Regions from separate parts of the Homo sapiens genome. Here all the other regions are linked to region 1. A link is a loop called in an ENCODE intact Hi-C map of the cell type or tissue named here. Cell type or tissue: CD14-positive monocyte. All regions are shown on one strand. Each heading gives the region's core, and the rest is flanking DNA. Links, peaks and the distances in the headings are about the cores only.

The links. Hi-C counts contacts between places; a loop is a spot of excess contacts. Peaks named below come from ENCODE experiments on the same cell type or tissue, not always from the same donor. Only the 100,000 strongest peaks of a DNase experiment are listed, where the experiment ranks them.
Region 2: it touches region 1 in a loop (2.2-fold over the local background); 1 of 110 quality-filtered maps calls a loop at or near these places.
Region 3: it touches region 1 in a loop (10-fold over the local background); 1 of 110 quality-filtered maps calls a loop at or near these places.

What each region holds. Positions count from the first base shown.
Region 1 is chr17:10,169,107-10,176,616 of GRCh38, forward strand. The region is part of intron 1 of GAS7 (growth arrest specific 7); the gene reads right to left. Among named protein-coding and RNA genes, the nearest start is that of GAS7, 26 kb to the right of the region's middle. RefSeq lists enhancers at 1,717-2,543, 2,544-3,369, 4,197-5,022. In CD14-positive monocyte, for the core only: no CTCF peak of the experiment used is centred there; DNase peaks (open chromatin) are centred at 2,305, 2,765, 3,555 and 5,005; H3K4me3 peaks cover 2,271 bases; H3K27ac peaks cover 3,617 bases.
Region 2 is chr17:10,016,710-10,024,219 of GRCh38, forward strand. GAS7 (growth arrest specific 7) reads right to left here. Exons shown (of 14, transcript NM_201433.2): 2 at 3,068-3,188. Among named protein-coding and RNA genes, the nearest start is that of RCVRN, 120 kb to the left of the region's middle. In CD14-positive monocyte, for the core only: no CTCF peak of the experiment used is centred there; DNase peaks (open chromatin) are centred at 1,872, 3,452, 4,722 and 5,862; H3K4me3 peaks cover 3,557 bases; H3K27ac peaks cover 5,000 bases.
Region 3 is chr17:10,060,002-10,067,511 of GRCh38, forward strand. The region is part of intron 1 of GAS7 (growth arrest specific 7); the gene reads right to left. Among named protein-coding and RNA genes, the nearest start is that of GAS7, 130 kb to the right of the region's middle. RefSeq lists an enhancer at 981-1,482. In CD14-positive monocyte, for the core only: no CTCF peak of the experiment used is centred there; DNase peaks (open chromatin) are centred at 3,130, 3,950 and 4,690; H3K4me3 peaks cover 1,132 bases; H3K27ac peaks cover 3,495 bases.

The sequences.
Region 1 (7,510 bases), core at 1,051-6,050:
TCTACTAAAAATACAAAATAGCCAGGCATGGTGGCGCGCACCTGTAATCCCCGCTACTCTGAAGCAGGAGAATCACTTGAACCCAGGAGGCAGAAGTTGCAGTGAGCCAAGATCATGTCATTGCACTCCAGCCTGGGCAACAAGAGCAAGACTTCGACTCAAAAAAAAAAATTAATTAATAATTTTAAAAGTTCACATTTACACTCAGCACAATGTAAAACCTTGTAGACAGTACCTCCTTCCCTAAAACTTCTTGTGGGTTAAGCCTGCCAGTGAAGTCTGGGTGGGGTTACGGACAGGCAAACACAGCCATGCTACAGTTTATGCTGTTTGTAATGAAACAGATGCTAACAACACCAGGAAGGGTGCGTCATCCCTGAGGCTTTGACCATATCTCAGATGGTCCCTGATGGTTTTCCATTCCTTGAGAGCTGCAGATAAGGTCAATGTCCCGATGACTCCATGGCTGCCTTCACTGAACCCAGGGAGAACTGTCTGGTTTCCTGGTTTTCCGCCCACTCTTTGGTTGCTCCTTCTCCTTTACAGTTGGCTTGCTCTGCCCAGTCCTCTTAATTTGGGGTGCCTCCAGGCCCCATCCCCAGACCTCTTCTCCATCCACCCCACTCCTTAGGTGATCTCATCCAGTACAGCGGCTTGAAGACTATCTACGCCATAACGACTTCAAATTTATACCTACCTTGAATTAAGAGTCCTCTTTCCAAATGCCTACTCACTATCATTACTTGAACATATATAGGAATCTCAAACTTAACTCTTGATTTCCTCCCCAAACCTGCTGCTTCCGTTCCTCACCTTCTCATTTCAAACCAGCTCCTTCCTCCCATTTGCTTATGCCAAAAACCTTGAAACTCGCTTTGAGTTCTCTCTCAAACCTTATACGTGCAACCCATTACCAAATCCCATTGGTCTCGCTCTCAAAATACATCCAAAATCCAGTGGTGACAGCCATGTCACAGCCAGCATCAGCTCTTGCTTATATTACTGCAATAACCACCTTACTTGTCTCCCTCCTTCTACCCTCTGCTCCCCCCTCCATCCCCCCATCATTCATTCCCAAGAGAGCAGCAGAGTGATCCTTGTAAACATCCAGCTGGCTCAAGTCACTCCTCTGCTCAATGGCTCCCCTGACACTCAGGGTAAATGTCAGATCCTTGTGAGGGTCTCAAAAGCCCTCGTGCTTTGGCCCCACCCACCCCTCAGTCTGGTCACCTCTCTGTCCCCATCTCCAACACTCCCCACACCACACACACTCACTCTGCCCCAGCCACACTGACCTCCTTGCTGTTCCCTGACCACTCCAGGAATGCTCTGGCCTCAGGGCCTTTGCACATGCTGTTCTGTTTTCTGGCTGGAATGCTCTTCTCTCAGCAATCCACGTGCTTACTCCATCGTATCTTCCAGGGCTTTGCACAGATGCCCTCTCCTAATGAGACCTTCTCTGCCCATCCCATTTAAAATGACACATTTTCTAGATCACCATGCAGTTTGCTTAGTTTTCCTTGCTATCTGTCACCCCTAACTAAAATGTAAACTCTATAAAGTCAGGATGTCTGTGGTTTTACTACTACTACATCTCCTACTTTCCAGGTTGTGCCCTGCACACGGCTGGCACTGAACGAGCGTTTGTTCAGTGAATGAGCCCCGTATCTTGTTAATCTGCTGAAAGGTTCCAATGAGAAAGAAAGTGGCCTTTTAAACTTACATCTTCTGCCCAGCAGCTCTGTCACCTCGGAGGTGGTCTCTGAGCTTAGAAGTATCCCTCTGCCACACATAAATACCATCACAGATCCCTGAACAACTCAAAGGCCAGCTGGCACTTTCTGTGGCTGAGCCAGCGAACCACTGGGATCAATTGTCTTCTAAGCTCAGCAATTTGCCTAAGTCCCAGCCAAGGGCAAAAGTCCTCCTAACTCCCAGGCACCATTTCTCTCTCTGTAGCTTCACTTGAGCCGCAAAGAATCCAGGATCCCTCAAGCTCTGAGTTCCATTCATGGAAAATCCTAAAACTTCCTTCATCCCTTCAGTCAGAATCTTTTCCTCTTTTGGTTTGGAAGAAACCCAGAGGTGTTAAAACTGAACATCTTGACCGAATTTCCTCCGGGCAAGCTTTCCCCAAGCTCGCTTACTCCAACACACCAGCCCCTCCTGCCAGACCCAGTCAGAGCCAGACTTTTGAGTAACTTGGTCCAAGCAGGGCTCTGACAGCGAACCCAGAACCCCATTCACAGCTGGCTCCCTGCCTGTCACCAAGAATAGCTCCTTAAATCAGGTCTTCGGGTAACAAATGAGGAACACATCAATTTAGCAGGAAATCGGCTTCCCTTGAAGCGTCTCTGAAGTTTGTTGAGACAAAAGGAATCTACAGTGCTTGAGTAATAGGAAAGACCACCTGCAACTTTTACAGAACTTCTTTTGGACTTGAAAATTCTAAGACGCTAGGGGGAAGAAATCTCGAAAATGAACAAGATCCAAATGCATAAGGATTCATTTCCCATCTCCCTAAATAATCACAGCCACATGCTTCTTATCTGCCATAAAAACCAGGCAGTCCGTGTAAGGGACGGGTGAAGCAGTGAAGAACGCTGGTCCTAAGCAGTGTTGAAACCTCTGATTGGTTGTGTGTCCTGAGCAAATTCTTTGACCTCTCTGAGCCTTTATCTGAGAAATGGAATCCACCTCGCCAGGCTGTTGATAAGATTACATGAGAAATCCTGCATGAAAGCCCTCTGTAACCGCTATAGGACTAAACAAGTGACGTTTCAACACACACAGGAAATGCCACTTAAGTTCAGAACTCTCTGAGGGGCACCAGGAGCAAGCACAAAAATAAAAGACTGTCATCACTTTTGTCTTCAAGAAGCTTCAAGTTCAGCTGGGAAAACAGCACACACAGGACAGCGGATGATCTAGCATTCGCAAAAGCAACATACTAAGAAAAGCATACACCTCCATCTGCTGCTTTCCCCTAAGTGTCCCTCGGGTCTGCTTGTTTGGATTCTAATATCTGCCTAACTACCCATCAATCTGGCTACTTCCTGGACTGCAAAAGACCTCAAAGCTATGTGTAAAAGAAGTCTCTAAATCTAAGCCAGATAGGATGGCCTGCCATGGCAGCCCTCATTCCACTCCTCAGGTCCAGTCCTGGTTGACTTCACCTCATCACCCACCAGCCAGTGCAGCTAACCTCCTTCCTCTGCCGCATGTCCGGCCCTGCCCAAGGATTCCCCAGGGGGCAGCCAATCATCTTGTTCACCTCCAGCACAGCACTGTGCATAACACTCTGTATTGCTCTCAACTTTGCCCCCAGGCCAGCTGAAAGCAGAGGAAAGAAGAAAGGAAAACAGAATTCAAATGGAGCAATTAGCAAAAGGAGAAATGAGGAAGCAGATTAAAAAAAAAGAAGAAGAAAAAAAAAGAAACAGAAAGGGAGACAATCAAAGAAAAAATGAGGAACATACAGAACTATCACTTGACATCTGACTTTATAGCTTAGGAAGGGCTTAACCTCACATTCTGTGGCTTGCGCCTCTTACAACATTCTGCAGGGCTGAGTAAGCAAGGCAGGGAATTTTACACCCATTTAGGAAATGAGCAAACTAAGGCTTGACAGACTTTAATGAAGCGCTTTGTAGCCAGAGCCCCTCACTGCCTACCTTCTTATTTCTCAAGTGCCTTTTCCATTGCCAGTAACCCATGCAGTCTCAACAAAAGACTAAAGATTCAGCATCTGGAGGCAGAACTGAAGACCAGAAAAAGAAGTGGATGGTGTTATTCACAACAGCCAAAACATGGGAACTAGCCAAGTGTCCATCAACTGATGGATGGATAAACAAATGTGGTATATCCATGCAATGGAGTATTATTCAGTCATGAAAAGCAATGAAGTACTGATACACGTCACTACGCAAATGAACCCTGAAGACATCATGTCAACGGAAATAAACCAAATACGAAGTCCACCCATTCTGATTCCATTTCTGTGAAACACCTAGAATAGGCAGATGCATAGAACCAGAAAACAGATGAGTGGTCGCCTGATGCTGGGGGCGGGCGAAGGGAGGAGAATGGGGAGTGGCTGCTTAATGAGTATGGGTTACTTTCGGGATGATGAAACTTCTGGAACTGGATAATGGTGGTGGCTGTATAACACTGTGAATGTACCAAATGCCACTGAACATTAAAATGGTGAATTTCATGTTATGTGAATTTTAACACAACTTTTTTTAAAAGTAGAAGGGGAGGCGGGGAAGAGGGAGAGAAAAAAAATGAAGAGAAGGAGGAATGATTCCTAGGTAAGTAATGAGTTTCCCGAAATCAGGGACCCGAGGAGCTCTGAGGTATAAAAAGAGACCCTCTCTCGGCCAGGCGCGGTGGCTCACGCCTATAATTCCAGCACTTTGGTAGGCAGAGATGGGCGGATCACAAGGTCAGGAGATCAAGACCATCCTGGCTAACACGGTGAAACCCCGTCTCTACTAAAAATACAAAAAATTAGCCGGGTGTGGCAGCGGGTGCCAGTAGTCCCAGCTACTGGGGAGGCTGAGGCAAGAGAATGGCGTGAATGCGGGAGGGGGAGCTTGTAGTGAGCCGAGATCGTGCCACTGCACTGCAGCCTGGGGGACAGAGCTAGACTCCGTCTCAAAAAAAAAAGAAAAAAAAAGAGACCCTCTCTCCTTTTATACTGAGGAGGTAACATAATGCTGGGTTTGCCCTTCATGGGGGTGGGAGGTGGCTGCAGACCCAAAGAACCAGCAGCAGCAGCCTGGAAAGGGAACAGAGCCATGAGCACAGGGAGACGGTGGAGGGATGAAGCTGACATCTTCACAGGAAAACCAGCTGATCTCTCCCTGAAGATCTCCTTGGTGTGTACTCACCTGTCCTTTATACTGGCTGAACTGTTCATTCCCACATATGAATAAGTGAATAACATGAGTAAGTGCCCAACCCTGGGCCAGGCACTGTCATAGGCGTTTCAGGACACTAATGATGGAATCCCTGGCCTCATTAAGCAAACCCTCTGGAGGGTGACAACGTTCAAACTCATAGGCTGCTAGGACTTAGTGTAATATAGTCTGTGGCTCAATTCACCCAGTGTAAACAAAAGCTAATAAAGGAATCTTTCTTCTCTGATTTTTAACACATGTTAATCACATTTGGGGACTGAGTAGAGATTAGAGGGATATAGGGGATGCAGTCTGTAGAACAAACAGCAACTCACCTTGCAGGGTGAGCACTAAACAGAGACCTGGATGCAGAAAACCAGCTATTTTAATTAAAAATTCTGGCCAGGCGCGGTGGCTCACATCTATAATCCCAGCACTCTGGGAGGCCGAGACGGGCGGATCACGAGGTCAGGAGATGGAGACCATCCTGGCTAACATGGTGAAACCCCGTCTCTACTAAAAATACAAAAAATTAGCCGGGCGCAGTGGCGGGCGCCTGTAGTCCCAGCTACTCGGGAGGCCGAGGCAGGAGAATGGCGTGAACCCAGGAGGCGGAGCTTGCAGTGAGCTGAGATCGCACCACTGCACTCCAGCCTGGGCGGCAGAGCGAGACTCCGTATCAAAAAAAATAATTAAAAAAAATAAAAAACAATTCTGGATTGAAGCCCAGAGTGAGGAATTTGACTTCAGGCCCCAGGTTCAGACAGAATTCTTCCAAAAGACACGTGCCAGTGCCTTCACGGGCTTTGACCTGATGCAGCTCTGCCCTCATGCAGCTCACATTCCTTTCTCTGAGACAGGGTCTCACTCTGTCACCCAGGCTGGAGTGCAGTGGCACAATCACAGCTCACTGCAGCCTCGGCCTCCTGGACTCAAGCGATACTCCCACATTAGACTTCCGAGTAGCTGGGACCACACGTGCATGCCACCACGCCTGGCTAATTTTTTATTTTCTATAGAGATGGGGGTCTCACTATGTTGCCCAGGCTGGTCTCGAAATCCTGGGCTCAAGTGATGCTCCTGCCTCGGCCTCCCAAAGTGTTGGGATTATGGGCACGAGCCACCACGCGCGGCCTGGAGTTCACATTCTAATGATAATAAGGTAAAGAAGTGAACTATATAACCCTTCAGCTAGGAATACATGTTAGTAAGAAAAATGGGACAAGCAAACTGTCCCTAGGTCCCTATGTTTTTTCAAGGTTTTGATCCCATGTGGAACTATGTAAATAAGTTGCCTACCCAAGCCCAGGGTAAGGGGCTTGTGTGAGTTTGCTGGGGCTGCCACAAAAAAGAATCATAGACTGGGTGGCTTAAACCACTGAAATTTATTTCCTCACAGTTCTAGAAGCTGGGAATCCAAGCTCAAGGTTGCTTGTAAGGCTTCTCCCCACTGGCTTACAAACAGCCGTCTTCTCCCTATGTCTTCACACGGTTTTCCCTCTGTGTGTATCTGTGTCCTCATTTCCCTTTCTTAAAAGGACACCAGTCATACAGGATGAGGGCCCACCCTAATGACCGCATTTTATTTAGTTAGTTAGTTAGTTAGTTAGTTATTTTCCTTGACCTACAACAGTGTGGTCAAAAATTCTTTTTCTTTTTATTTGTACTTTGTAGAGCCAAGGTCTCACCATGTTGCCCAGGCTTGTCTTCAACTCCTGGCCTTAAGTGATCCTCCTGTCTTGGCCTCCCAAAGGGTTAGGATTACAGGCATGAGCTACTACAGCTGGCCATGCATTTTAACTTACCTCTTTAAAGACTCTTTCTCCACATGCAGTCACATTCTGAGGTACTAGGGGTTGGGACTTCAAATACGAGTGGGGAGTGGGTCCAAACTCAGCCCATGGTATTCTTGAGCACTCCCACAGCCCTGACTGTCCCCTGGGGCCCCTCACTGTGCTGGGCACATCCCCGTTATCACTCGGTCTGGTTCCCCACGGACAATGAACCCTCTGATCCTAGGGACCCCTGAGTCCTGTCCACTCCATCTCATTCTCGGCTATATCCCAGGGTTGAGAACACACCTCGAGCCTTAGAGGGGCTTAACTGAAGGCAGGGAAGGATGAAGGAGGCAACAGAGCTCTTACTGCAAATGATTAAAGCTTGTCTGGGCCAAGAATTCCAACAGCTTTCCTAATCGGATAGCAGGGACAGGGAGGAGGTCTTAGGAGGAGGCCTCAGAAGCAACTTCAAAGAGGCCAGAGGAGAAAGGATGACCACAGCAGAGAGGTGAGGGGTTAGACCAAGCCACCTGGTTGAGTCGGGACAGCTGGGTGCAAGAGCTGGGGAGAGACTCCCCCACTCTCCTCCCTGCACAGCGTCTCTTAGCACCGCTTGCATTCATCACCCGTAAACTTCAAATCCCGTACACAGCCACCATCACCTTCAAAATCCTTCCAGTCATCCTCAAAATCCTTCTAGTCACCCTGAATGGGCAGCAGAATGGGTGTCACCACCCTTTTGACAGCTGAAAAAACTGAAGGTCAGAGATCTTACATGAACATTGCAAGGCCAAAGAGCCAATAACTCTGTGGAAGGGGTGTTGGAAG
Region 2 (7,510 bases), core at 1,457-6,456, 150 kb before region 1:
TCAAGACCAGCCTGGGTAACATGGCAAAACATCTCTACAAAAAATAATAATAATAATAATAATAATAATAATAATAATAATAATAATACAAAAAGCCAGGTGTGGTGGCACATGCCTGTAATCCCAGCTACTCAGGAGGCTGAGGTGGGAGGGTCACTTAAGCCCAGGAAGTTAACGCTGCAGTGAGCCATGATCGTGCCACTGCACTCTAGCCTGGGCAACAGAGTGAGACCCTGTCTCAAATAAATAAAAAATATAAAAAAATAAAGAAATCAGCCGGGCGTGATGACACATGCCTGCAATCCCAGCTACTCAGGGGGCTGAGATGGGAGGAGTGTTTGAGCCCAGGAGGTTGAGGCTGCAGTGAGCCATGATTGTGCCACTGTACTCTAGCCTGGGCAACAGAGTGAGACCCTGTCTAAAAAAATAAATAAATAAATAAATAAATAAATAAATAAATAAATAAATAAAGAGAGGAAGGGCAAATAGGACAAGTCCTTGTGGAGCCAACAGACAGCCTGAAGCAGGGACCAGCAGCTATGGTCCAAGGGACCAACTGGTCAAACCAACTATCATATGGCCCAGTGAACTTGCCAACGAAAATCATCTTCCACTTTTTTTTTTTTTTTTCCTTGAGACAGACGGAGTCTTGCTCTGTCACCAGGCTGGAGTGCAATGGCGTGATCTCGGCTCACTGCAACTTCCACCTCACGCGTTCAAGCGATTCTCCTGCCTCAGCCTCCCGGGTAGCTGGGACTACAGGCGCCCGCCACCACACCCGGATAATTTTGATATTTTTAGTAGAGACGGGGTTTCACCATGTTGGTCAGGCTTGTCTGGAACTCCTGACCTCAAGTGATCCACCTGCCTCGGCCTCCCAAAGTGCTGGGATTACAGGCATGAGCCACCATGCCTGGCCAGAACGATGATATTTTATAACACACACAAGTCATCTGAAATTCCTATTTTCGGATCCATAGATAAAGTCTTATTGGAACACAGCTACACTCATTTGTTTACCTATCATCCAGGGCTGCTTTCATGCTGAAACAGTAAAGCTGAGTGGCTGGGATGGAGACCATGTGACCCTCAAAGCCTACATACTGACTACTTGGCCCTTTACAGAAAAAGTTCACTGACCCCTGGCCTGGAGCCTCTGTGGGATCACAATATCTCAGGACCCATAAGAAAGCTGTCACCAGTGGCATCTGCTAAAGTCTGAGTCCCAGAAAAAAGCTGCCAGACACTGTCTATTGATATAAAATATGACTTAAATTAATAGAGTGCAGGTGAAATTAATAGCATACCCATGCGATGGATTACTACACAGCTGTTTAAAAGAATGGGTTAGACTGAAATGTACAAAGTATAGAAAGATGTCCACATACACTGTCAAAGTAACTTAAAGGACAACATAGACAATATTTTCCAATTTATTTTAAAAGAATAAGTATACATATGTTTAAAAGGTGAGACCGGGGATTATTTTTTATTTGAAATCATTTTGTACTTACTGAATTTTTTACCGTGAAAACAAACTAGTCTCTAACTTAAAAAAAGATAAAGATGCTGAAATTCAGAAAGCCATTTCCCCCCATGCCCCTTTGCAATAGAGTAGCTTATTTGGGACAATAACGGATCCAAATTATTCATATCCCCTAGCAACCTGACCTTCCAATAATTTGGATCCAATGTTGTCCCAAATAATTGATGATCTCATGATCCTACGGTCCAAATTCTGTGTTTGGCAGATGGGTGTTGCATACATAGACACACTCTCCTCTGAAATTTCAAGTCTCCGGTAACAGTGCAAAGCTGTTCATGTGTTTGTTTTGAGGAAGTGTAAGATTAGAACGGTCAGAAATAGTCCTACTTCCCTTTTCCTAGAAACTTCATTACCTCTTGCGCTAGAACACCCCTCTTGAGCCTGTGGAAGGTCAGGTTGCCAGGGGATACGAATAAACCAGCTGCCTTCTTTGTGTCTCTGCTAAACAGTAGCTGGCTCCCCTGTCACTAGGACCCCCTCCTGGTGCAGGCTTATAAACATCAGCTGTAGTAACGATACCCCCAGGTGGGAAGGGGTGGTCATGTAGTCAGGCAGGCACAGAGGAGTGAGAGGCCAAGGCTGAGCCAGCAGTGGACTTGGGTACGATTTTCATCTTTTGCCTTGGAACGCATGTCTGTGATTCCCACTAAATCTAACTTTCCTTGGTTTAAATCCTCTCAGTTCTCTCATGGCAATTTCTCTGGGGAGTCACGGAGGTCAAGACACAGCTCTGTTCAGCTGGTTTACCCTGTCCTGCCCTGCCCAAGACCACAGCCTGCAACAGTGCCCTTTGCTCACCTTGTTACAGAACCTGCCACGTGGTGCATCCCCTTTTATAAACCATCCACAGCAAACTTCTGGGGATCCTGGGGTCATTTGAAGGCCTGGGAGGTCCCTAATTATTGGGGTCATTGAGGTGTGGTCCTATTCAACTCAGATGCACATGGAACCTGTACTATTTGATGGGATAAATAACCCATAAGCACCCCCGGCATTTCCCAAAAAACATCTGGAGAAATGCCAGCCAGTGAGATACTTAAGGAAAAAGATGACGTTGTAGTGAAATTAGGGAAACCTCGCATTTGCAACCCCTGTATTGAAGCTTCAAGATCATTAAAACCTTCAAAATTCCAAGACATCATGCAGTGACTTTGCCTCGTTCATTTTATTCAAGCCAGCTGTTGACCATAGAACCTTTTGAGACACCCTTCAGAAAACCCAGCCCCAGACGAACAGGTTGGGTTTAACACAGATACCCAGGGTGGACGTCAGGGTCCAAGGAAGACTCAAACCATAAAGGGCAGCCTTCCTTCCAAGATACTCCCAGAACTACAGACCCAGACTTGCACCCCTACCACCCAGCACAGTGGGAGGAGTAAGACTTTACTGTAGCCCCTGAGCATAGACTTAAGAAGAAAAAACCCCCAAACAGAGAGGCGAAGAAGGGAGAAAAAACGTGCCCCTCTAGAGAGCCAGAATGCCAGGGGGTTGGTGCAGGATTCTCCCCCGAGCGGGACTCACCATTGGTGGTCGTGTTGACATAGTACCGCCGGCCCTGAGGCGACAGGTAGCTCTGCCAGCCAGGTGGAAGGATGACCGTCTGGCTTTCTTCTCCCGGCGGAGGGGGGACCATTCCAGGCTTCTGTTGGAGAAGAAAGAAAAGGTCACACCCATTTGGCATTTTTGCAAGAGTTTTTAAACCAGGAAGGCAAAGGCTGATGAATTCACCCTACAGTAGCGTGACATTGGGAAGTCTGCGGCCCATAAACCCCTGAGGTCAGAGGCAGCACACACGTGACCTCCGGGGTTGCGTGAGCATGAGCAGTGAGAAGCACCTGAGCATTCAGAGCCCCTGCACAGAGGACAGCTCCTCTGGGAGCAGAGAGGAAAATGCCATTCAGCTAATGGAGCTAGACTTTCTCCACGGCCCCCTAGAAAATCACTCACGGGGTGCTGAGCTTGCAAGGGGGCCCTGTCACTCCACCACCTCCCATTGTGAAATCTGAAGCCTGAAATTCCCAGACCACGAAGCACAGCAGCAGACAAGGCCCCAGGCTTGCTGTGCAAACCTAGCAGAAGTAATTAATGCAAGTCATCCCACAGCCAGATGCAAAACATTCTATAATAATGCTGAGAATCCATGAAGAGCTGGATGGAGCTTCTCTCGCCAAGGGTCCAGATCACTCTGGCAAAAAGAACGAGGACTCGGAGACAGAGCAGACGCTGACTTCCCATTGTATGCATTTATGTGCAATTAATTCTTTTAACCATGTATAGAATTACTTTTCGTTAAAAAACAAATCAGAGAAAAATGTATATGACATACAAAGAAACTAGATATCTAGTAGACAGATGCTAAAAAAAAAACAACCATGGCCGGGCGCAGTGGCTCACGTCTGTAATCCCAGCACTTTGGGAGGCCGAGGCGGGCGGATTGCCTAAGCTCAGGAGTTCGCGACCAGCCTGGGCAACACGGTGAAACCCCACCTCTACTAAAAATACAAAAAATTAGCTAGGCGTGGTGGTGTGCGCCTGTAGTCCTAGCTACTCGGGAGGCTGAGGCAAGAGAATTGCTTGAACCTAGGAGGCGGAGGTTGCAGTGAGCAGAGATCGCACCACTGCACTCCAGCCTGGGTGACAGAGTGAGAGTCCATCTCAAAACAAACAAACAAAAATATAAAAACAAACAAACAAAAAACAGCCACGATCCCTGGGTGCTGGGATTACAGGCAATTATTATACTCTCCTTTCTACATATCTGTTCCCCCTAAATTTTCTCCCATAAACACAGAAATAAAAGTTGTTAGCTAAAGAACATTTTAAAATTAGGACAGAGAGTCCAAATTAGCCCGTAAGATTGCTGTGCCTTTTGAAGTAAATTGATTAAAATCAGAATTGTAGCCATACGAAGAGAGTAGCCATGAATTTCTCAGCAAAGCCAGGGGACTGTTCACAAACAGTAAAGGTAATCGGCTCCCAAATGTCCTCAGTATCCCCCAGCTGTGCCCATAGTGGTGGTCCCTGGTGACCCCCGCTTAGGAAAACAAGATAACAGAATGAAAGAGAGCAGCAGAGACACACAGCTCCCAGGCTACTCTCACGCTTTGTGAAGGTTGCAAAACCACGTGCCGTGGCTTCCCGTAGTGCCCTGCATGTCATTGGAGGGAACGAGTAAATCTGAGCTGCTCGGGGACTTTGAGTAAACACAGCCTCCCTTCTGCCCTCTGCGTAGCTGCGGTGTAAGTTTCACAATGCATTTTCACAACTTAATTAAAAGCTTTCCCCTATGCCCTGGACGCTCCATCTCCTACACCTGCTAACCTGCAGTGCCCGTTTGATTCCGTATGGAAGACTGTCTTCTAAGACAGCAGGAGACAGTGAGGTGGACAGCAGCCAGGATCAACACGGTGTGGCATCCCACCAGGGTCGCAGGTTGCTGTCTCACCAGCATGTCCAGTAAGCACAAGCCCACATCTGGGCAGGTTTACCTGGGCCCTCTCACTGCTTTGGACTCTCCAGGATTGGAAGATAGCCAAAATATATGCAAGACAAATAGGATTATAACAACGTGCATGTGTGCGTGTGTGTGCGTGTGCATGCGCGCGTGCATGTTGAGAGAAAGAGAAGTATCCCATGCACAGGAGATGAACATTCTGTCCAATAGGATTAGAAATAAAGTCGGCATGGGTGGGGGGTCAGGGGATTAAAACTGAGGGTTAGGGCCAGGTGCAATGTCTCACGCTTGTAATCCTAGCACTTTGGGAGGCCGAGGTGGAAGAATGGCTTGAGCCCAGGAGTTTGAGACCAGCCTGGGCAACATAGGAAGACTCCGTCTGCAAATAATTTTTAAAATTAGCCGGGTGTGGTGGCATACGCCTGTGGTCCCAGCTACTTAGGAGGCTGAGGTGGAAGGATTGCCTGAGCCTAGGAGGTTGTTGCAGTGAGCTGTGATCGCACCACTGCACTCCAGCCTGGGTGACAGAGTGAGACCCTGTCTCAAAACAAAGAACAAAAAAATACAACTACAGGCATGAGTGTTTGATGAAAGAGATTCTAGAACCAGAGGGGCAAGATGCCAGGTGTCCTCCCCTTGAGTGAAATATTCTAGTTTCTCCTTCAATCAAACATGGGAAAGCCATATTGGTACTTATCCAAATAACTTGGGAGGAAATAGGAAGGATCAAATATTGACATGGTCAGAAAAGGGGTGCAGGAGACAGGAACCCACAGGCACAGCGAAAACAGCCCTCAGGCTCAAACAGCCTTCAGTGCCAATCCTGCCTGGACCGCTTGACAGCCATGTGACCACAGGCTACTGACTCACCAGGCTATTCTCGAATCTGTGAAACGAAGGGTGATAATATGAGCCCAGTTGTGGAAGACGACGGAGAGGGTAACAATACGTAACTCAGCACCTAGGGCAGCGCCTGTCCTGAGGGATGCGCAATGAATGGGGTTTTCCACTGGAAGGGCTTCACACAGTCCGTCTACGGCGATACGGACCTCCACCCTAGCCTCACCATCCCTCTGTCTGAAATGTCAGCATCAACAGTCACTTCTCTGAGGTTTCTGTTTCCAATACTACCCGACTTGAACGGCAAACACCTGCTGGGGAGGTTAACAGCCTGAGAGCTGGCCAGTGCGTTCTGGTGAGAGGGCTGGGCAGTGAGGAGACCACTCCTTACAGGAGCTGGAGAGCCAGTGGACCCAACCTGTGAACCTCAGTGTCCCACCCAGGAAAGAGCAATAATGATGCCGTCCCTTCTCCGCAAGGCACTGATGACCACGAGGTCTCCCGCAACGAGGAAATTCAGGACCTTACAGAAGGTGGGAGGCACCCTGATACTGAGCCGTGAAGGGCCATGAGATGCTGAAAGAGGTGGGGAGGAGGGCACTGGGGCCACCAGGCCCATCTCCTAATGTGGCTGATGTGGCAAAGATGGTCTCCACATCTCCCTCCTGCAGGGCCGCACTCTGCCTCCATCTCCCGAGGCAGCCACAGTCCCATCACCTTTCTGTTCTCTTAGAAAGGAGTTCCTCCTGATGGCTGACTTTAAAAGTCAAAAGACATGGAGACAACCAGGTATAGACACAAACACCTAGAAACAAGCAGTCAGACAAAAATTGGTACATGGATGCTCACAGCAATATCATTCGTAATGGCCAAAAAGTAGAAACAACTCAAATCCCCCATCAACAGATGGATGGATAGTGTAGTACAGCCATACAATGGAATATTATTCAGAAATTAAAAAAAAAAATGGAGCCGTGATACATGCTACAACATGGATAAACCTTGAATACATTATGCTAAGTGAAAGGAGCCAGACACAAAAGACCACATATTGTATGATTTCATGCATATGAAATGCCCAGAATGGGCAGAGCCATAGAGACAGAAACAGATTTGTCTTTTCCAGAGGCCTGGGGAGGGGAGAATGGGTACACGTTTTCCCTTTGGGGTAATGACACTGTTCCGGAACTGGATCGTGGTAATGGTTGCACAATATCATGAATACATAAATATATCACTGATGGTAAATATTTTGTCATGTGTATTGTACCACAATTAAAAAAAAATTTTTTGGCTGGGCACGGTGGCTCACACCTGTAATCCCAGCACTTTGGGAGGCCAAGGTGGGTGGATTACCTGAGGTCAGGAGTTCGAGACCAGCCTGGCCAACCTGGTGAAACCCTGCATCTACTAAAAATACAAAAATTAGCTGGGCATGGTGGCAGGTGCCTGTAATCCCAGCTACTCAGGAGGCTGAGGCAGGAAAATCACTTGAACCTGGGAGGCGGAGGTTGCCGTGAGCCAAGACTGCGCCATTGTACTCCAGCCTGGGTGACAGAGTGAGACTCTGTTTCAAAAATAAAGAAAAAATAAAAAAATAAAAAAACTTTTTTCTGCCTTCTGCGAAGGCAGAAGTTAGACCTTCCTACCTTCAAGTCTTCACTTAAGGG
Region 3 (7,510 bases), core at 1,631-6,630, 110 kb before region 1:
TGATGAACCTCCACCTCCCCATTAGGTCACCCACTCTGCTTTCAGCAGCAGCCATCATCCCCTGCACATGCTCCTTCCGGTCTAGAGTGGACCCAAGGCCAAGACACTGAGGGAGTGTGATAATCCAACCAGGTAGAGCAATTTGCAAAAACTCTACTCCTTAAAGCGCCGAGGAGAAGCAGCCCTGGTGCTTTAGTAAGGGTGCTTCTGGAAACAAGGCTGGCCTTCTGCCACTGCCTGCCATAACGAAGAGTCGAGAGGCCACCAGCTAGCCGAGTGACACTGGGCAGGCTTCTGTACCTCTCTGAGCTTCCAGCTTAAAATGAGCTGGGAGTGGGAGGAGGGAGCAGCAGCGCAGGGTCTTCAACCTCATGACTCCGGGATGTGCAACTTTTCCCTGCTACCACCACCTCCTTTTTCTACATTCCTCTTGGATATTGCTGAAGCCCCAGGGCCAGACAGAAGTTACTGATTCCCAGGTCTGGCACATGGAATAACCCTGTCACTTTCATTCTGTACACCTGGCCACCACCCAGAAAGCCCGCAGTCCCCAAGACAGAATGCCTAGATTCTGGTCTTCAAGGAGCTAGGGGCCTTGAACAAATCTTGGACCTTTCTGGGGCTCATTTCTAAATGTCAAAATCAAGTGTTATCTAGAAAGACTGAAATTAAAAAGAATGACAATACCAAGTGCCGACAAGGATGCAGAGCAACTGGAATTCTCACACGTTGCTCGTGCGAACACAAAATGGTATGGTCCTTCTGCAGAGCAGTGTGGCAGTTTCCTGTAACATTAAACATACATTTACCATGTGGCCCAGCGATCCCACATGTAGCCTGTGTTTCTGAACCAGGGGCGACTTTGTCCCCCCTGAGGACATTTGGCAAGCCTTGGACACATTTATGGGTTGTCATGACGGAGGTGGGAGAGGCTGAGTGAGTGCATTAGCTCCCTGCAGAGACCTCTGTTGTTTCCAAAGAGACACCTAGAACCAAGAGTATCTCTGACCTAAGCTGAGGGCTAGAGAGTGGCCTTGGCTGTGCAAATCCACCGAAGGCTCTGTAAATGGTCTCCCTTCTGACCCAGCCCAAGCTCCTAAGCCAGGACCAAAACTGACTGTGCCAATCTGCTTCCCTCTCCTGGAGCAGTTCCCAAACCAAATGCAAACCTCATGGTTGCCCCACTGAACCCTGGAAGAACACAACTTCCTACTTACCCAGAACAACAACTTCAAAGCCACTTTGCGTGGTTGCTGGCTCCGAAGCCACACAGAGATGACGGATTACAAGGAAGAAATCAGAACCATATGGATTTCATATTCAGCAAAATAAACAGAATTACAGCATTGGGGTTGGGCTCAAGAAACCAGGGGACTGTGTGTTTGGCCCAGAGCCCAGGCTTGGTGGCCCCCAGCATGGGCTGGGCTCTCCTGGCCTCTCCTCCCCACCCATGACTCCCACAAACAGCGCCAGGGGCGTCCAGCCTGCTGTCTGCCCCTCCTTGCCAAGGCCCCAGCAAGCAATCCTGCTTCGGCTGACATTTTCGTGTTTTATTGAGTTTTTTTATATCCTCTTTTATGGCACAGTTGAAGATAGTTCAGCTTCTTTTCTAGCTTCGTCCAAAGATGCACACAAGCACCGACAGGAATGCGGTGTCGTTAATGACAGTGTGACAGCTCTGGAGCCTCTGGGGGGAAGCTGTAGGAAGGGGCAGCTGTGGCACCCACCCCCTTTCAGGCCCCTGGTTCATTTCTCCCACAGCGAACTGTGCTGGGCGTTCCCACTCCCAGCCTCCCTCTCAGGCCAGAACAGAGGAACTCTTTCCTCTCCTGGTTTCTAGGGGAACAATATGGCACTCCATGTGTAGCCTGTGTTTCTGAACTAGGGGCGCTTTTTCCCCAGGGGCCAATGGGGCAATACTTGGTGACATTTACTGGCCAAGGACGCTGCTAAACACTCAACAATGCACAGGACCGCCGCCCACAACAAAACAACCATCCAACCCGAAATGTCAACAGTAACATGGCCGAAAACCCTGGTACAGACACACTGACCAGGCTTCAGTTGGTTCCCGGTGCCCCCGACCCAGGTGCATGTCCACGGAGGGATCAAGCTCAGGACTTTTAGAGATCACAGACAAGTTCTGACCTACATGAAGGAGGAAATTTACCATTCTGGTAATTACTTTAAAGTAAATTCTAGGCTGGGCACAATGGTTCATGCTTGTAATCCCAGCACTTTGGGAGGCCAAGGCGGGTGGATTACTTGAGGTCAGGAGTTCAAGACCAGCCTGGCCAACGTGGCGAAACCTCGTCTCTACTAAAAATACACAAATTAGCTAGGCATGGTGGTGCACACGTGTAATCTCGACAACTCAGGAGGCTGAGACATGAGAATCACTTGAACCCGGGAGGTGGAGGTTGCAGTGAGCCGAGATTGCGTCGCTGCACTCCAGCCCAGGCGACAGAGTGAGACTCTGTCTCAAAAATAAAATAAAATAGAAAATAAAATAAGTTCTACAACTGATCGAGATATCATTTGATCTTCCAATGATTCTCCATGGATATAGAGAAAAGTTAAACAAACTTTAAAAACATAAAACACATCTTGCCCATAGAAACCACACGAACACAGTGGGCACAGATCATTTAAATATCCTGATGTGAATAACTTTAAATAACACAGCTAATTCTGCTTTGCTGGTGGGTTGCTTTTTGGTCTCAGAAATCCCTGAACCAGCAAATCAGGGCTGCTCACATCCCTATTCTCTCCCTTTCCTTTCTTCTCTCCCCCAGGAGTGCTGAGCCACCATTAGCTGACACTAATTCCTAATGACCCTGCAGATCTCAGCTCCCACCGCAAATGCCCTCTCACCCCCCAGGATCCTGTGGGTAGCCGAGCAGTCCTGCACCACGTGAGTGAGGCCTGCAGTACTTGGGGCAGCCCAGGGGAAGGCAGGGATGTCCAGGGAGCTCCATCCACACTGTGCAGACATCAGGGGGCACACAGTAGGATGGACCCCTCCCCACAGCAAAGGCAACCCTTGCCTCGCTCTGTGCTCCCACTTACCTGCTGGCTGGGTTTGCCAGAGTGGGCCAAGAAAGGGAAGCAGAGTGGCTCTGTGGTGGTTTCATGGGGTTTCCCCTAGAGGAACAGACAGGCAGAACTTGCTAATGCCACTTCTTTGTCATTCTTGCAAAAGGAGTTCCTGCTCCTGCCTACCTCCATCAAAATAATAGGCAACGGCATGGTGGCACCTGGCACGTGTGTGTGCGCGCGCACGCGTTTGTGTGTCTGTGTGTGTGTGTGCGTGCGCATGATACTCACAAAGACGTCCCCATGTCCTACACCTCAGGAGGACCCCTTCCATCCTGCTCTCTCTGCTGAGGAAACCTCTTATTTAACTTCTCAGTTGCAATGATCCACCATTTTCTGCCAAAGCTACCATCTCTGCTCCAAAGCAGAGAAGCAGCAGCTCCGGCAAAACCCTGACAAATCATCTAGTTTCTATGATTATGCTTATTCCAGAGAATGAATTCAAGGTTCAAACAGTTCGGCAGTTTGCCCCAGGCAAACTGGGGCAGAGTGCATACACTTAAACAGCTAATAATGGCGGTGCCGAGATCAGGGTGTCAGGGTGAGGATCTCATCCAAGGTCAGGCTGCTAACAAGATACGACACTGAGGGCTCAGCCCTGCACATCTGGCTCTGGAACTCTTAACTCATCACCTCCACTCTAACCTGTTCACCACGGCAGCTTCCTGACCACCGTCTAGTATGGCTCCACCCTGGGTCACCCTCCCTGGTCAAATGCTTCCTTCAAGACACTCAGGTCATGGGCTTCCCCTTGCACGGGTGGTGAGGGGGGCAGAGGAAGCATCTTTTTTTCATCCAGCCACAGCAGTTTCTTTGTTGCCTCAATGCCCCTAGTGAGTCACCTCCTCCAAAGGCCATTGCCAAAGAGAGCACCATTTTAGCACGAGCGCTCGTCCCCACTTCCCTTTTCCATTTCCCAACATGGCCCTCACCAGCTCGAACATTAGTCACACACGTGCCAACAGAAGTTCAAAGATGCTCCGATAATGTGATTTGTAAACACGAAGTCCCAGCAGCGGCGGCTGCTGCAGCTTCTTGGCTCTCTCACTCAATCCCCTACACCTTCTGGGGCCTCCCAGATTGACGTTTTCATTTCCCGGGCTCCACGACACGCAGGGACTGTGAGTCTGCTTTTCACACGTGGGAGTCTCGTGCCAGAGGCTGGGGCAGAGGAAAAGCCTCACAGCATGATCTGGCATTTCCAAGCACACCGTGGGGGTCTGTGACCTACAAAGCACAGCAGGCTCTCGTAGCATCTGTATGCTGTGTGGGCCTGCCCAGCAGGCCATACGTACCCCGGCTTCTGAAAGAAGCACCCTGATTTTTCTACTGTGGAACCACCTCACCTCATTCTCAGCCCTCGAGGTTTCCGGGAGCAAGTGGCTCCTGCCTGGCCAATTAGCACGTGCCCTCTCCCCAACCACGGTACTAGTTCACGAAGGGGCATATTACCCATCTGGGGCTGGATACCTGGAATTTGGTTTTGGAATTACTGGGGAAAGATGTATTACTATGACAAGATGCAAGCCTGAAGCTGCTGATGGTCACGCTGACAACTCGCAGAAGTCTCACTGAGAATGGAGCCAATGCAGAAGGAAGAGGGCTGATGAGGAAGACAGGGAATCAGAGATAGAGAAACATCAGACTGCTGACACTGTTTGTTTAAGCCACTTGATCAAACCATGCCTGAAGCTGAACTTCCTGGGACTGTTCCTTTTTTGTCTGAATCCAATTTGAGTGGGATTTCTTTTCACTGGATCTCGCTCTGTCCCCAGGCTGAAGTACAGTGGTACAATCATAGCTCACTGCAGCCTCAAACTCCTAGGCTCAAGTGATCCTCAGCCTCTCAAGTACCTGGGACTACAGGTGTGTGCCACCACACCTAGTGAATTTATTTTTTATTTATACAGATGGGGGTCTCACTACGTTGCTGAGGCTGGTCTCAAACTCCTGGGCTCAAGTGATTCTTTTGCCTTGACCTCCCAAAGAGCTGGGATTACAGGTCTAAGCCTGAATAGGATTTCTGTAACATTTAATAGAAAGAGTCCTGGCTAATAGTTCCTTGGTAAAGGGCAAGGTATACAGATAGCAACAATCAAAACTAAAGAACATAAAGCAGGGAGAATTTAGAGATTTGGTTCCTTTCTTGAGCCTGCACTTGTGGGTAAGCTTCTCTTCCAAAGATATCTGCATTTCTAAAAACCTTCCTTTGGCCACTATAACACTTGGTGTCTTAAAGCAACAGAAATGTATTCTCTCACAGTTCTGGATGCCAAGCTTCCAAAAATTAGTATCACTGAGCTGAAATCAAGGTATTGATAGGGCCATACTCCTCCCAGAGGGTCAAGGGGAGAACTCAGTCCTTGACTCTTTCAGCTCCTGGTAGCCGCTGGCATTCCTTGGCTTGTGGCTGCATCACTCAAATCCTACTTCCCCAATCATACCCTTTGTCTTCTATCTACAGTCAAATCTCCTTCAGCTTCTCTCTTATAAAGATGCTTGTGATTACATTTAGGGCTTACTCAGATAACCCAGGAAAACCTTCTCAATTCAAGATCCTTAACGTCATTGTACCTGCAAAGACTCTTTTCTAAATAAAATAACATTCCCAGGTTCTGGGGATTAGGACGTAGACAATCTTGGAGAGCCACTATCAGCTGCCCTCATCAGGCCAAGTTGGACCATGGATCAGAAATGTTGCTGTCAATACCTCTGATGCTTCCCCAGGTCCTCCTGGCTGGGACCTCTGGGGCCAACTGTGCCAGTCACATAACACTGGAAGAAGAAATAGCCAGAATGTTGGAGCTGGACTCAGAGTGGAAGATATGCAAGAGCACAGAGTGCCAGGGAGGTTCAGCAGGATTGGGAGCCCCAAAGGAGGTCTATCCGGAGCTCAAGTTAGGGGGCTGTATGCTTGGGGCCAAAATGTAACTTGACCTTGAGATAAGATGAAGGGAATTACAGTATACCCCTCTCCATAACCCCATTTCCCCAGTGACCAGATTGCTATGGCGTAGGGTAGGAAGGCACCATCTGTAGTGGAAATGGGAGGGAGAGGAAAGTAGGGACTGAAGAAGCACAAGAGAGACTGTGACAAGGAGCCAAGGCCAGGCTAATTTGTCGCCCAAGCTGGAGTGCAATGGCATGATCTCGGCTCACCACAACCTCCGCCTCCCGGGTTCAAGCGATTCTCCTGCCTCAGCCTCCTGAGTAGCTGGAATTACAGGCATGCGTCACCACGCCTAGCTAATTTTGTATTTTTAGGAGAGATGGGGTTTCTCCATGTTGGTCAGGCTGGTCTCAAACTCCCGACCTCAGGTGATCCGCCCGCCTCGGCCTTTCAAAGAGCTGGGATTACAGGTGTGAGCCACCACACCCAGCCTGGCCAGACTACTTTTTTTTGTTTTGTTTTTTGTTTTGCAGAGACAGACTCTTGCTATATTGCCCAGGCTGGTCTTGAACAGCTGGCCTCAGGCCATCCCCTCACCTCAGCCTCCCAAAGCACTGGGATTGCAGGTGTGAGCCACTGTGCCTGGCCTACAAGGTCAATTTTTTTAAAAACAGTTAACTGTTTATTTCAAGGTCTATTAATTAGGAAAAAACATATAAGTAGTTTGAAAGCCTGAGATGTGACTGTCATTCTGCAGGACATCAGGACAGCCTTTCTCTGCTTGGATTGGCTCCTGGGGTCACTGAATTTTGGAGTCAGGGGGAGCATTTCTAGGTCACCAAGTCCTGACAGTGTAGTGGTGAAGAGAGTAGACTTGGGAGCCAGACTGCCTGGGTTCAAATCCATGCTTTCCCAGGACAAGTTGCTTGATCTAGCTGGACAATCTCAAGTCAGCAATTCCCGTGAAGACAAAAAATAATAATGATGATGTAAGTATTAATAATAATACCTGTTACAAGGATCAAGTGAGTTAATAATGTACACAAAGCATTAAAAATTGGCCTCTCTTTGCTGACACTGCAGGCAAGTGATAGCTCCTTCTCCCAGCTCCATGGTTCTGCCATCCTTTACAAAAGGCTCTGATGAAATATGGGGGAGGGATGGGGTGGCGGGAGTGGAGTTTCCAGCCCACCACAGCAGAGGCTCCTCTGCCTTCCATTTTATTCCAACTCCCTTCACTTCTTCATGCAGACAAGTGTCCCACTTCTTTTTTTTGAGATGGAGTCTCGCTCTGTTGCCCAGGCTGGAGTGTAGTGGCGCGATCTCGGCTCGCTGCAACCTCCGCCTCCTGGGTTCAAGTGATTCTCCTACCTCAGCCTCCCAAGTAGCTGGGACTATAGGCGCATGCCACCACACCTGGCTAATTTTTGTAGTTTTAGTAGAGACGGGGTTTCACCATGTTGGCCAGGCTGGTCTCGAACTGCTGACCTTGTGATCTTGCCTCAGCCTCCCAAAGTGCTGGGA